Linked DNA regions of Homo sapiens: region 2 is linked to region 1. A link is a loop called in an ENCODE intact Hi-C map of the cell type or tissue named here. Cell type or tissue: Caco-2. All regions are shown on one strand.

The links. A loop is a pair of places that touch in the nucleus more often than their neighbours do. Peaks named below come from ENCODE experiments on the same cell type or tissue, not always from the same donor. Only the 100,000 strongest peaks of a DNase experiment are listed, where the experiment ranks them.
Region 2: it touches region 1 in a loop (2.8-fold over the local background); 2 of 110 quality-filtered maps call a loop at or near these places.

Annotation. Positions count from the first base shown.
Region 1 is chr6:64,501,856-64,509,855 of GRCh38, reverse strand. The region is part of intron 26 of EYS (eyes shut homolog); the gene reads left to right. Among named protein-coding and RNA genes, the nearest start is that of SCAT8, 700 kb to the right of the region's middle. In Caco-2, a CTCF peak has its summit at 4,353 (motif pointing right); no DNase peak of the experiment used is centred here.
Region 2 is chr6:63,920,634-63,928,633 of GRCh38, reverse strand. The region is part of intron 35 of EYS (eyes shut homolog); the gene reads left to right. It overlaps LOC105377836 (a long non-coding RNA gene), which reads right to left and starts at 2,536. Exons shown (of 3, transcript XR_942649.2): 1 at 2,064-2,536. In Caco-2, no CTCF peak of the experiment used is centred here; no DNase peak of the experiment used is centred here.

The DNA of each region.
Region 1 (8,000 bases):
TGCTCCAAAAGTAGCACTAACAAAAGTTTGCAATTATATTTTTCTTTTCCTTTCTATACTGCACGCTATTGAAAATATCACACACATAATTGTTGCCATTCTAAAACAGAACAAAAGCCATCTGTTCATGATTATTTTGTATGATAGAGAGTTGCTCCTAAGAAAGACTCAGGCCCCTTGATATACATAATAGAAAAATACTCTTTCACTACAGGGAAATTACCGCACACCAAACCATATCCATTAATGTGTACCCCGTAGAATTGAAATTGATTATTATTTTAATGTAGCAATGACGGCAGTCTATACATTTTCCTAGCCACATCAATTCCATTGAATACATTTGAAGTTTGTTCTCACAAAGACCATGAGCAAAGGAAGAACTAAGGACAATTACATGACACACTTTAAGGAACATATAATTTCACAGAAGCAGTGGTGGAGTAGGTGCGAGGAATTCTGTGAGTAGCCACAGACAGCTTTAGGAGTCTGCAACCTCAGACTACATATCAAGAGATCATCTACTACACTGTCAGGCAGACAAGTCGTAAAGAAGCAATTACTGCCAAGATAAAATTTGACTGTTTCAGCAAATACAGTGCCTTCAAACTTTACACAGCCTGGAAAACATTTTTAAATATAAAATTTAAAGATGAAGGAATAACTATAATGCCTTTTAAAAGTATTAAAATAGGGACTTGTCACAGCTCTGTGTTTGTAAAATTGTAATTTTTGTAATTTAAAATTAAAATTTAAAACTAACATTTTTCTTCTTTCAAAATATGTGAACAAAAAGTTCCATCCTCTTTTAGTAAGAGGAGGTAGAGATAATTTACATAGTAGACACAGGAGAAATAATATTTTGTTGATCTGTTTAACGAAGTTAGCAAAAACCTGCCTAAAGAATAACCCAGAGAAAGATACTAGATCTGGCTAAAAGCATAAACATAAGCAGCTGAAGTCACAGTCTTTAACCTAATGATACAGTAAGGAAATTAGCTCCCTTTCTTCGAAGATCAGTTTGAATCATGCTAAAACTGATGAGACCAAAGGTTACTGGAGAGCTTAGGTAGCAACTGGCAAGTGATACTTAACATTGGTGATCACTTAAGCTTTAATGTACTGTAATGTAATTCACATAAACCAAAGCTCTTCGGAGTCCTCAATAATTTTTAAGAGCATAGGAGAGTCCTGAGACCAACAAGATTGAAAACCACTATAAGCCTAAGATAACAAATGCAACAGGCACTTGAGTCCAAGCCCAATAATAATAATAATAATAATAATAATAATAATAATAATAAATACTTAGAAAAGCAGAACTCATGCCAGGCATGCGGATATCATTTCTCCTTAGTCATATGATCTTAGGGCTTGAAGAAAAATTAGAGCTCGTTCTTAAACAATTCATTTTAAGGTTGGAGAAACAGACCCAGAATACAAACAACTGCATATTTAACATTGTGAAAAGAACCCATAATTCTTGACCCTAGGGAAATACTGTTTGAGTTACTCTGCATGGCTTTATTTGGAATTTATATTTTATTTAGCTTTAAACGGACATTATTTCCCCGTTTTGATCAACACAGAATAACTGAAAGCAACAAGACCAATTTTCTTATTTGTTGGAACATTTCTTTAGTGTATACATGTATAGTTTTTTGGCCACATGCCTGCTACTTTCTTCATTTAAACAAATGTTTTAGAAGAGGCAATAGAACACTTGATTGTTATTATATTCCAGTTTCATTGTTTCCTAATACTTGTATCTCTGCTAACGTGAAAATATGCAAACATTCACAATGTCAGACACCCAAACTACCAAAGTAGTAGAAAGCATAATCTCATCAACTTCAGTAAAATTACAGAACACCTTGTCGTTCCACTCAGGAACCGTCTCAAGTGTCAAAGCCCTTGGTATTGCTTTGTCACTTTACTTAAAAAGTGTACTTGCCTGTGAGTCCATTCTTTCTGACCTCTTTATCTGTGGTATTAGCTTGTCATTTTTTGAAAGAAACTAAAACTAAACAAAGAGAGCTTATTGTCATGGAAGCCAAACCCTAAGAGAATTCCTTAGAGAATTAACCAGTGGAATTTTTAAATAAATGTGGGGATGAAGAAAGAGTGGGATCTCTTCCTCCCTCCAAGTTTCCAAATATTTGTTTTTCCCGACTTGAGAGATTCTTATGCCTTTAAAATTGTTTAGTTCTAGCTTTACCCAGTTGATTCTTATTATATATCTAGGAACCAAGTTGTATTCATTTAAAAAACAACAATATGATGCAGTCTCTTATTATGGTTGTCATTTGAAATAAAAATGCACTTCATTCCCTCTTCAGCTTTCAAAAGATGCCTTATATGATGAATAGCCCCTTCTATGTTACATTATGCATATATAGGGAATGGACAATTTTTAAAACTACCTGAGTTTTTATAAATGTTGTTGAGTTATTTAAATTATTGCTTCACCCTGATTATATAACAGAGCCATGAAGACTTCATTTTCTTCTCTCATCCTCTTTTAAACAGGTAGTCTGCTTAAACAACAATTTTATATCCTTGCAATAGTTTGCTGAGAATGTTGGTTTCCAGCTTCATCCATGTCCCTACAAAGGACATGAAGTTGTGCACATGTACCCTAGAATTTAAAGTATAACAATAAAAAAAATTTATATTATTTCTACTATTAAAAAATCCTTTAGAGGTTGATTTATTTTCAAATATATTTTGATAACAAGATGATGGTTGTCAGTACCATGTTACCACAAAAATGTTTAATTTAATTGAACTTTTTGTAATAATATTTGCAGTATCAGATTTTTATAAAATTCTAAAGATTTTTCATATTCCAGAGCGAGACTCCATCTCAAAAAAAAAAAAAAAACTGAAACTGGAGGGAGGACTACTTTAGTATTTATTAGGTAAGTCAGTTTTTTTTTTTTTTTTTAAGACACAGCCTCGCTTTATCGCCCAGGTTGGAGTGCAGCGGCGCGATCTTAGCTCACTACAAGCTCCGCCTCCCGGGTTCCCGCCATTTTCCTGCCTCAGCCTCCCCAGTAGCTGGGACTACAGCCGCTTGCCACCACAGCCGACTAATTTGTATTTTTAGTAGAGACGGGGTTTCACCGTGTTAGCCAGGATGGTCTCCATCTCCTGACCTCGTGATACGCCTGCCTCGGCCTCCCAACGTGCTGGGATTGCATGCGTGGGCCACCATGCCCGGCCTAGGTAAGGCAGTTTTAAATTAGTTAAACGTAGGAAGTAAAGCTACTTTGAACTGATCCTTTGACAAGACATTCACTTCTCAGCAGAGTGCTATGAGGGACTAATAAATTATTAAATTTTATTGTGCTAAAACTAAAGTGAATTTCAAATGTGAATAACAAAAATTTGTCCCATCCAAAGCGTAAGTGTACATGTTTCTTCCTTTAATGTTAGATTAGAACTAACTCAGTGTTATCATTAAGCTATCACATTTAGGAAATACTTGCTCTTCAAACCAAACTTTTTTTTAAATTTAACTTTTTCAGCCAAGTTTAATTCAGGATAGATGAATAGTGGGCATAGAGTGGTAAAATATATGTCTCTTTCATAATGAAAATATTAATTTTACAGTAAATTTACTGACTATGTTAAATGCAATGTCCCATAACCAGAATTTCTATAATTCACTTACATCAGTTTTAAAATACAATTTTATACAGTATACTGTATTGGGATACTTTTATACACATTTTTTCAATTTTCATAATTCTATGAAAGAATAATTTCTGTCTAACAGATGAGGAAGTAAGATTTTCAGGAGATTGCATGACTTTCCCAATTATACTGTGAATGAGGTGCGAAGGTGATGTTGAAAGGACCACATTTCCTGATTTCAAAGCTGTCACTTATTTCAACCTGCCGTAGGCTCCTGCATAGCTGTGATTCTCAAGCATATCAGCATACTGAGGTGCCTTCAACAATGCCAAATAACACTTTAGGTTATTATTATTTCTATTGTACCAAAAAGCAAGTTCAGATCATAAGTGTTGATAATTGAAGTTTTTATGTGATTATAGTTCATGGTGCAGACTGAATTGTCCATAGATTACCTTTAATATTTAGATTCTTAAAGTTGGGAAGAAATCCCAGAAGGTTAAAGAGTTTAATTGATATGTATATCATTTTTTTAAAGCTGCATTTAGACAATTTCCCTGTACATGACAACTCAATGCTTGTATATTTCTGAAACCACAAAAAAATAAAAAGACAAGTGGACATAACAAGGAGAATGCATTTTGCCATTGCCGTCTTCCAAAATAAGACTGGCAGCCTGCCTGAGTGGGCTGCAGGCCTCCTCTAGGGGGCGCATCATTGAGGGTGAGCCGGTGGCTGTGAGCATCTTTTAAGGTCATTTCCATGTGAATAGGCCTGAAATACGAAAGCAGTGTTAACCTAAAAGTTTCCAAATAAATATGGGTTCATTTACACTCAACATATTTCCAAAACATATTTGAGGTGGCCTATGATAAAAGCTACAAAAGAGTTAACATCAATATAATGGAAACAGAAAATAAAAGCCACAAAAAGGAAGAAGCATGCATGCCAACTGTGAGGAACACATATAATTATTGCATAGCTCTGAATTGCCTAGCCTTCAGGAAAAGGAAAAAGTTATGGGAATGTCAATATCCAAAAGAGGAATCAATGGTAAAATATATCTGAACTCCAACATTATTCTGTATCTCTACCCTTAGACTCTTGCAGCCTCATAACTAAGCATTCGACTCAACAGATAGTAATTAAGCATATGCTATTTGTTTGAATCTGTTCTACATCCTGGTAATACAGGAATTTTCAAAGCACAATAACAGTCTATTCCATTATAAAATTCACAAACAGTTCATCTCATAAATCTGACCATGTTGTTCGCCTTAAATTTAAGTTCATTATGGACCCTTCCTCATCCACAGAGTAAAACTTACTGTGGAGCTTAGCATCCCAAGTTTTTTACGACCTACCCTGAGAGATCCTTTTCAACCTCAGCTCCTGCTAGTGTTTCTTACTAGCCACATGGAACTTCTCTCTCTCAACTGCACATAACTTTTCTCACTGTTTACTTTTCACATCTGTGCTGTTGCCAAAGCTCTAATATCTGTCCCTAAGGCCCTTTCCTGTTCTTCTACATACAAATATTTACTTATGATGAAACACCTTGCCAAATGCCACTTCTTGCTATAGACTTCTTCCTGAGTCTCCAGTCTTCCCTGGCTCCTCATAGCGTCAGCTTTTCCTATATCTTTCTGTGACTTGACAGTGAGTTTTCTGACAGCAGTAGTGAATGTCCAGCATCCAGAACAGACTCTGGCCCCCATGGTAGTCGGCCAATATTTCTTTGATAAATAAATGAACAAAGAATGAGCAGTGACTCTTCAACAAAAGTATTTTTTCTTCATGCTAAATTCTAGCAAAACATTGTCAGATGGGTTCTTATATTTGGGCCATTCATCATCATAACAGAAGTGTCATTGGTAAGTTTTCCTAAAATGTTAGGGTGATTTTCAAATATCCTAATTTTATAAAAGTCCTCTAAAACTTGAGGGAATAATTATAAAAGCAAGGATGATGATCATTCTGAGGGCTGAGATAATGAATTTCAAGAATGTACCATTTCAGAGATCTAATCAGCTATAAGGCTAGAACTCAATGTATCAGGAGGAAGGGATGGATGTCAAGGCCCTTCTTTTAGTCTCCTCTCACACTGTTATAGGGAACTACTTGAGACTGTGTAATTTATGAAGAAAATAGGTTTAGTTGACTCACAGATCCACAGGCTGTACAGAAGCATCACTGGGAGCCCTCAGGAAACATACAATCATTGTGGAAGGTGAAGGTGAAGCAAGTCACATCTTACCGTGGTGGAGCAGGAGAGAGAGAGAGCCAAGGGGGATGTGCCACACACTTTTAAACCATCAGATCTTGTGAGAACTCACTGACTATCATGAGTACAGCAAGGGAGAAATCCTCCCCCAGGGTCCAATTACCTCCCACCAGGCCCCTCCCCTGATATGTAGGGATTACAATTTGATGATATTTAGGTGTGGACACAGAGCCAAACCTTATCAGCCCTCAACTTCCTCTCTTAAATATTACTGAGTTTTTGATGGTTCGGAGTCAAGGCCATTCTCTTGGTTGTGGGACTTTCTGGCATTAGTGCCCCATGCTGCTGTTTCAGGACAAATGTTTGGGTAGCCAAACTATCAGTTTGGACACTGCATTACAAGAGTTAGGGAGCTGAATCTGTAGATTTGATCTCAGATACCTGCCTAGGGGAGTTACCTATAAACCCATGAAACCCTTCCTGAGAAATTATCGTTAACAATCACCAGAACACTTTAATTCCACGGAAGCAGTTTTAAAAAAGCTTAAAAACAAGATTTTTCTCAAAAAGCATCATCACATTTACCTAAGAATAAGTAACCTTTGATTCAGATCCCCCAGAATTTTATAACATAAAACTCTGAAAGGATGATTTGACTTGGATTTTTTTTTCCTTCAAATCAAGCCAGCTTCCTCAGCAATAGAAAATACATCCCAAGGACTCTCTGTCTTTGAACTGGCTAGTGTACCTGCCAGGAGAATTTAACTGCCAAATGTTTCCATAGATATGTGAAGAAACTGGCTTACTTTGTAAAACGATTTCATATTGACTATTAAATTAAGTAAAGCATGTAAAAAAAGAAAATTGCAAATTTTGAGAGAATGTGTATGTTGTGTCTTGACAGACAGAAATAACTGAATTTTTTAAGCTCATGCTAATAAAATAACATCACTGCTGTAAAGGAGATAGCTATGGCAACAACATATTTGGCAAGAGGAAGGAAGTTAAGCTCATCTAAAAACTATCAGTTCGTTAAGAACTTGCATTGCTGATAAGGGGCTAAAATAGCTCAGACTTATGCCATGAGAAACTATGCTTTGATGTGCTATAAGAGTATTCCTGGCTACCATTGTTCTTGAAATAATTTTAAATTCCTATGATGTACAAATATCAGACATCTATTTTAAACAGATTTAATTTTAAACAATATAATTTTTAATTGTTTCAAATACTGTTGATGGATGGATTTATGTTAGTTTTCCTGCAGGAGTCCAGCACAAGATTAAAAAAAAAACAAAACTGTCAATAGCAGAGAAAAACAAATAAAATGAATTTATTCCTTATATAAAACTTAAATGTGTACTGTTTAAAAGGAAGATAGATACATAAATAGAAAAATATTGTTTTGAAAATGAGTGCATTGCTAACATAGAATAAATTGATGATTAACCTTAAAAAAACACCAGCCTCCGGCCGAGCGCAGTGGCTCACGCCTGTAATCCCAGCACTTTTGGGAGGCCGAGGCGGGCGGATCACGAGGTCAGGAGATCGAGACCATCCTGGCTAATACGGTGAAACCCCGTCTCTACTAAAAGTACAAAAAATTAGCCGGGAGTCCTAGCTACTCGGGAGGCTGAGGCAGGAGAATGACGAGAACCCCGGAGGCGGAGCTTGCAGTGAGTCGAGATCGCGCCACTGAGCTCCAGCCTGGGCGACAGAGGGAGACTCCGGCAAAAAAAACAAAACAAAACAAAACAAAACAAAAAAAAAACCAGCCTGCTGTCTGGTTCTGCCATTTCTTTTAAACCTTTAGTCTTGTCACTCTTTCTTGTATACCCACCCTCACTATAAGGGAGCCATTAACCCAAATATAAAAGAAACACAAATGTAATAATTACAGCTACTGCTTGTATGGCACTGCTATAAGTACTTAGCATGCATTTACTCATTTGACATTTATGACAGCCCTATGAGATCGGTGTTATATTATCACTACTCTGTAAATGAGGCAATTGAGGCACAATGATTAAGTAATTTGCCCAAGTTCCAGAACTAGTACATGCAGGAGCCACTCTGGCACCCTGACAGTCTGGTGCTAATGTCCTCATGGTCATACATGGTCATACATGGTAGAGGT
Region 2 (8,000 bases), 580 kb after region 1:
ACCATTTAAAGTGAGATAGAATATATGTAACGATATATACTTATTATCATGCCCACCTCAGCACCTACGCATGCGCACACGCACACACACACACACACACACACACACAGTCAAAAGGTGAGCAACAGTAGATGCCTGTGCCTCCTTACTTCAAATTATTTTGTCATTTGACAAATATTCACTGATCACCTATTGTATGTCTGATAATGTCATAAGCACTTTAGACACATCTGTGAATAAAACATACAAAAATATTTGCCTTCATGGAGCTTATTTTCTAATGTAATCCTAGGCAATGAGAAGAATGAATCAGTATAGCATTATGTACTTTTTTTTAAGATAGGCACAAAGCTGAGCCTAGAGCCAGTCTACCAAACACTGTAGAAGAGTCATAGAGCATTTGAAAAATAAGTCAGCATAAACCTTCTCTTTCTGCTAGTAATCAGTTATTTTACAAGCCAGTGTTGTCTAGCACTTTAAATGTTCAAAGCATCAAAATACGTCAGCACGATTGATCTTCTCAACTTCTATTATACCATTATACCATTGAGAAAAGGACACAGAGAGGCTAAGTGATCTACCTAACATTACACAGCTCATCGGAAACCAATGCTTTTTCCATTATGCCATACTGTTCTTCTAAGTTAGTGGAAAATGCATGAGACTTCAATCTAGAGTAGAGAAGCCTGTCTGAGCATCAAAAGAACAAAAGCCTAGGAAGCTCATAAATTTTCATGTAATTTCAGGGATGGAGGTGACCTCAACAGTCATGACTATAAAAAGCTATTCCTTCACCACTACCTCCAAGCTACCTAACACAGCCATCCTATGTTCATTCAGTAGCTTAAAGTATCCGCTGCCCAGCGTCTGTCTCAGAAGCCTGGCTTCTGTTTCTAGCATCTGCTTAACGATCTCTTGAGCCAGAGATTCAGCAGCAACTGGTTTCCATCTTGACACACTGATAATATGTCAGAGTTAAAGTTAAGGAGTTACTGAGTATTTCTGGCCACAGGAGGAATATAGAATATTAAACTGAAATGATATCTAAAAAGTGCCATCTCAAAAAACTCACCTTAACCACACTCAGCCCACAACAGAAAAAATTTAAAAAGGAACATCCATCTCAATTCGAGTGACATTTTTTCCAGATCAGCAGAAATGTTAATTGTTTTATGATCATGACTTTTTAGGCTTCCATAAGGCAAAGTAATAACAAATCTTCAAAGTCTGTCAAGTGTTTGGGCCATGGCTCATGATACAATGACTAGCAAATTACTGCCTTAAATCTGACTTAATGCAAAGGGCAACTGGCCCAAAGTCAGCCAACATGACCTCTTATCTCATTTTTGTCTTTTATTAAGTGCAGGATCCTGATTAGTAACATTGAGCTAGAGACATGCATAGATAATCTCGTTTATTCCTAAAAATAACTGTTTGATGGTAATATCCCTACTTTTCTGCGGAAACAAACTGAGGCTCAGAGAGGTCAAGTAATTTCCCAACATCACACAGCTATTAAGAGCAGAACAGACTAAGAACCCAAGTTTTCCTATGACTCCAAGACCATGTCCATTTTATTAGTCTTCATCCAATTCACAGAAAATGAGCATAACGACACCCACCCAATCTTTCTCCCAAAGCTGTTGTGAAATCAAGTGAGCTAATATTTACTTTAGAAGCTCTTTGAAAAAATCCACAAATATTTATTGAAATCTTATATCTGCTTAGTACTGAGTTGAGTATTAATATAATAGTTGAATTCTAAAGTCCAAAGTACAGCCTTTACCCAAGTGCAGGTCATTATTGTTAATTTGTACGTAATAGTAATGACAGCAATAAGTAACTTTCCTTATGTTTTAAGTACTGAGAACTTCTGGAAGCATTATAAGCAGAAGTACCATTAAACTCTCTACATTATCCATGACTATTACTGTGAAGTTATTACTATCATAGACATCCACAATGATCCAAAATCTGTGATTGAATGTCTGGACTAACTGTCAAAATGTGGCCCAAGTATTCAGTCTAGTTCCTGTACTGATAATCATTTATAAGCCACTTACCCTCTTTCTCCCTTCACCTTCGGTCTTTAATATAATAGAAAAAGAGTAACCTGCCATTAGGAGTGCTGTTAAGATACTGCAGCTCTCAGAGACTGGCTCTAAGACATGCTGAGCCCATTAAATGCACTGTAAAAGTCCCAAGTGGTATTAATGTTTAACTTTTACATACAGTATGCTACAGGAGAAACAACTACACAGAAAATAACAATGCTAAGGGCCCTTCCTGCTAGACCATTATAGCTAAGAAGAAAAAGCCAATTGTTCCCTTTGTATAGCTTATCATAGCATGTGGTAGGGATTCTATCATTCTGTAATGTTTTTCTGGAGTGATTGAAAGTTAAGAATATGCTTGACTAGATTAATTCCCACTTTCCACAGAATTGAACTAAACATCTTAAAAAGTGACAGTTAATGGGAACTTTGAAAGATTATCTAACTATTGACAAGCCCATGCTGATAGGATGATCCCTGTGGATAAAGCACAATGCCATGTTCTCACTCATAAGTGGGAGTTGAACGACGAGAACACATGGACACAAGGAAGGGAACATCGGGGGGTGGGCCCAGGGGTGGGAGAGCATTAGGAGAAATAGCTAATGCATGCGGTGCTTAAAACCTAGATGACAGGGCCAGGCGTGGTGGCTCATGTCTGTAACCTCAGCACTTTGGGAGGCCGAGGTGGGCGGATCACGAGGTCAGGAGATCTAGACCATCCTGGCTAACACGGTGAAACCCCGTCTCTACTAAAACTACAAAAAAATTAGCCAGGCGTGGTGCCACGTGCCTATAATCCCAACTACTCGGGAGGCTGAGGCAGGAGAATGGCTTGAACCTGGGAGGCAGAGGTTGCAGTGAGCCAAGATCGTGCCACTGCACTCCAGCCTGGGCTATAGAGCGAGACTCTGTCTCAAAAAACAAACAAACAAAAAACCTAGATGACAGGTTGATAGGTACAGCAAACCACCATGGCACATGTATACCTATGTAACAAACCTACATGTTCTGCACATGTATCCTGGAACTTAAAGTAAAATCAACAACAACAGAAAAAGCACAATGCCAAAGAAACCAGAAATACGTGAAAGTAATTAAATACCAAATAAAATGTTCCACAACTTCTATTTTATACAGGCCAGTAAAATGAGTTCAAATTGTTGAATTTTCATGTAAGAATGCTCAAAATTTTCTACTACCTAGGATAGGTAAAATATACTCATTTTCTGTAGTACTTCCTTCTGTTTCTCTTGTTATTCTTTCTGATGAACAGGACTGATGAAATTTAGAGCTGAAGAATACCAGTAAATTAGAGGAGCTGCCATTTTGTCTGGAAATGTACATTTTTCATGGATATTTGACAGCATTGCCCACAACTTCTCCCCTTACTAGGGCATTTTAATGAGGATTTCTGTCTTTAGCTTAATTCTCAGGGCTGCTTTCTTAAGTCATTGGTAGTTTCATTTTACAGAAATGAGGCTCAGAAGATTAAGTTGCCCAAAGATGTCCAGCATATAAATTATTATGCTGTGAGCATCTAATGCTGTTGTCAAAACCCAAACTATACATATGAACGAGCTTGTTTTATGTGCTTAGGTCCTGTGTCAATGTTGCGGGTAGTGGTGAAGAAAATCTCACTTCTTAGTTCCCCACGCAATCAGTGGCAGAATTCACCAACAAACATAGTGATGATCCCAAACCTCTTCACATATATTATTTATTTCCCATTTTTACTTTTCTGTTATGCACCAAAGAGGAAAAAAAGCCAAGCTGAGAAGATAAATTCTAATTTTGAAAATCTAGTTTATTCATTCTGTCTTGGCCATAGTGGAAAAACTGTTATAGAATCTTAGAAAGTAACCACTGAAACTTAAAGATGATCTGGCCTTGGCTTCATATTTTACACATCAGGAATCTGAGCCCCTATAGAAACTAAATGATTGATTGCCCCTAGGTTACAAAGATTGTTAAGGGCTGCTTATACTGATGATAACCCCCCAAAAATAGTTCTCTCAATATCAGTTGCAGCCTCACCATTAAGTAATTGTTAGCACACCTTGCATTGACTACCAGGTGTTTCACAAACGATGCTATTTTGTGCTCTAAACAATGTATTTCTCTAAAACACTATGCAGAAGTTATCCTTGCACAGAGTGTATCACTTGCATGCCACTACACAGACAACTTCAGAATGCTTTTCTCCAGTAAAGAGGCTCTTCTTTTTCCACACGAAGCATTTCAAGGGTAGCTCTGAGCAATTCACTTTGCATAGAAACTGGTATTAAACTGAGTTTTGATTCACTATAAGCCTGAAAACATAAGTCATGTTTAGGCTTGTAACATGGCAATCACCCCATCATTTCACATTTTAGAAACTGTAGCATAAGACCCAATTAATTCTGAGAGGAAGAAGTAGCTATACAACTTTTTAAAGAAGTGACATGTAAAATCATATGCAGTGAGGTAAATTTCCTTCCCATCACTGAATTCAAAATAGCATAAGCTTTAGAGAATTCCTTTTTGAATTTATTATGCATTTTCTCTGTAAGCTTTTGAAAAAAAAAAGAGATCTATGAATAGAACCATTTGACTGGTTATTTCATTATGTTTATTGACCAATCAGATTCTAGAAATTAAGATAAAGGATTTAGTATTTAATTTTTTATGGTACCAGCCAGAGTCTATAAGGAGAGTAAAGGTTAGGCTTACATTATTCTAAGCAAATTAATGCAGGAACAGAAAGCCAAATACCGCATGTTCTCACTTATGAGTGGAAGCTAAACAATGGGTACTCATAGACATAAAGATGGCATCAATAGACACTGGGGACCATAGACGGGGGAGAGAAGGAGGAGGACAAAGGTTGAAAAACTATTGTGTACTATGCTCAGTACCTGGGTGAAAGGACCAGTCGTACTCCCAACCTCAGCATCACGCAATATACCCAGGTAACAAATCTGCACATGTACCCTCTGAATCTAAAATAAATGTTGAAAGTATTAAATATAATTTTTTTCTTATAAAAATTTTTTAAAGATTTGGCTTAAACAGTAGTACATCTTAGTATCAAAGGCTTAAGTAGGCAGTGTTATTTGCTATTTTCTTTTCTAATTAGCATCTTTAAAAAAGAAATATAACCTATAATTTTAATGACCTTTACTATCCAGAAAATTGTGGTTCGTTTACCGTAATACTGTCTAAACTTTTACACGTTAACTTACTCTTTGCTTCCACCTAGTGTATGGTGGGTAGTATAGCAACATTTTTTAAATGGCATATTTGCATAAAATGTTCTTGAAAAAAGAACACGTGGATTTTGTCCCTTTTGTCTTGTAATTTTAAAAGTATAGTATTTTATTTTCTATTCTAGGGGAATGAAATTAACACACTAAAAAAATAAAAGTACAATTAATATATTTTCCTATTCTTAGAAGACCTATAAGCATTATTTTTACAGCATCCTATAACAGCCTATGGCATCTTTCAGACTGAAACATTACTTTAGCAAACTTACAATGCATTGATGTACACATTTATAAAGTGTGACAACTCAAAGGGACCCCAGACACCATTCGAGTACTAATCTTTTATTTTTCAGATGAGGACATTGAGGCCTGAGGGATAAAATGACTTCTTCAAAGTCACAACGTCAGTATTTGTCAAGGCAAGACTAGAAATGAGGTCAGCTGGCTCCCAATCCTGGGTGCCTTTTAACATATACCCTGCTTTTTGGATTAGATATCAGAGTTAGTGTTCTAAAATGAATCATGTTAGATTAATAGAAAATTACCTTTAGATAGCTTTATAAAATCACTCTCTCAAAATTAGGCTAGCTCCCACAAGAACCAATTTTTCTACATTGAGGACAAACAATGACGCATCTTATGAAAGGAAAATTAATAGTGAGGTATGAGAAGTTACATTTTTATTTTTATTTAAACTCATTATAGCGTAGTCCTTTTTCTTTTGAGACATGCCTAATTATCTTCTCTCCCTAGACCTGAATTTTTTTTTGAGGCAGAGTCTCATTCTGTCACCCAGGCTGGAGTGCAGTGGCATGATCTTGGCTCACTGCAACCTCCGCCTCCCAGGTTCACATGATTCTCCTGCCTCAGCCTCCCAAGTAGTTGGGATTACAGGCACCTGCCACCATGCCCAGCTAATTTTTGTATTTTTAGTAGAGACAGGGTTTTACCATGTTGGCCAGGCTTGTCTTGAACTCCTGACTTCAAGAGATCTGCCTGCTTCGGCCTCCCAAAGTTCTGGGATTACAGGCGTGAGCCACTGTACCAGGCAAGACCTGAAAAATTTTCAAAGTTGTTAATAATCTATAATAACAAATCTAAATGTATTAGCCAGCTTGAGTTACCATAACAAAAATACCATAGATGGAGTGATTTAAACAATGAATATTTGTTTTCTCACAGTTTTGGAGGCTGGAAGTTCAAGGTCAGGTTGCCAGAATGGCTGGGTTCTGGGGACTCTCTTCTTGTTTTACAGAGGGCCACCTTCTTGCTCCACACAGCCTTTCCTCGAAGGCTGTGTGTGTAAATCTCTCTCCCTTTCTTTTCTTATAAGGCCACAGTCTTATTAGGTTAGGCCCCCACTTATATGACCTCCTTTTAACTTTATCTCCTTACGAATACCTACCTTTTCCATGCATTGCTCATAGAAGATGTGTGTTAATAATGCCATTTTTTGTCTTTGGTAAAATCTTCTCAAAACTGTGAGACACAAATCTTAAGAATGTTGATGTTTGAATGGACCTCTCAACACTTTCCATTCTATATTTCCAATTTTGTAGAAGAGGAAACTGAAACCCACTGGGGTTCCTAATAATGATATTGTTCCTATTGATTTCAAAAATGCTCTAACACTTTTTCATTATCTCTTTACATCATCCCTGTGAGGAATACTTGGTAGGTGTTACTATTATGATTTTATCCATAAGGAAACAAAGCCCACCAGAAGCTACACAGCACATGCCGGGGCCCAAAGTCCCAAAGATCGAGTCACAGATGCGTCAGCGGGAGTGTGAACCAGCAAGAATTGCCACCGCATATGTCCAAACCCAGTCACCCAATCACAAAACCATACTACCAGGATATCTGTAATTAATTTAAACTAAAACGGAAATCTAAACTTTAATTAATGACATGCAGAAATGCAAAATCATAAAGAGCAGCTAGTAGAACGGGGAGTAGAAAGAATGAGGATCAACAGCACAACATGGACAGAGCCACAGAAACACCACACAGGGTTTCATGGCTTAACTCTTCATATTTTTCGAAGTGCTTTGGCACATGGTGCATCTTGTGCCCTCCACAGTCACACAGTGCAGCGGGTAACCAGTTCTCAACTGCAGATAAGAAGACAGCCCATGGCCGGCGCGGTGGCTCACGCCTGTAATCCCAGCACTTTGGGATGCCGAGGCGGGCAGATCACGAGGTCAAGAGAGTGAGACCATCCTGGTTAACACGGTGAAACCCTGTCTCTACTAAAAATACAAAAACAAAATTAGCCAGGTGTGGTGGCCAGTGCCTGTAGTCCCAGCTACTCAGGACGCTGAGGCAGGAGAATGGCGTGAACCCGGGAGGCGGAACTTGCAGTGAGCCGAGATCGCGCCACTGCACTCCAGCCTGGGCAACAGAGTGAGACTCTGTCTCCAAAAAAAAAAAAGGAAGAAAGAAGAAGAAGAAGACAGTCCATAGGATGGTGTGAGGGCCTTATCTGAGGTCACAAAGAGTTTCTCCACTCCCTTTCCAGTGCTCATCACACACAGCCACACGGCCTGTCCTAGGTGGACCAAGTGTGAAATTAGACATTCCCAATGTTTGAGTGCCTGGAAGATGATTGTTTTCTGAAAACTCAAAAGTTTGTTTTTTTGGAAAGTACTCCCCTTACAGCAGTCAGGGTCCTGTCAGGAAGCTGAATCCAACTCAT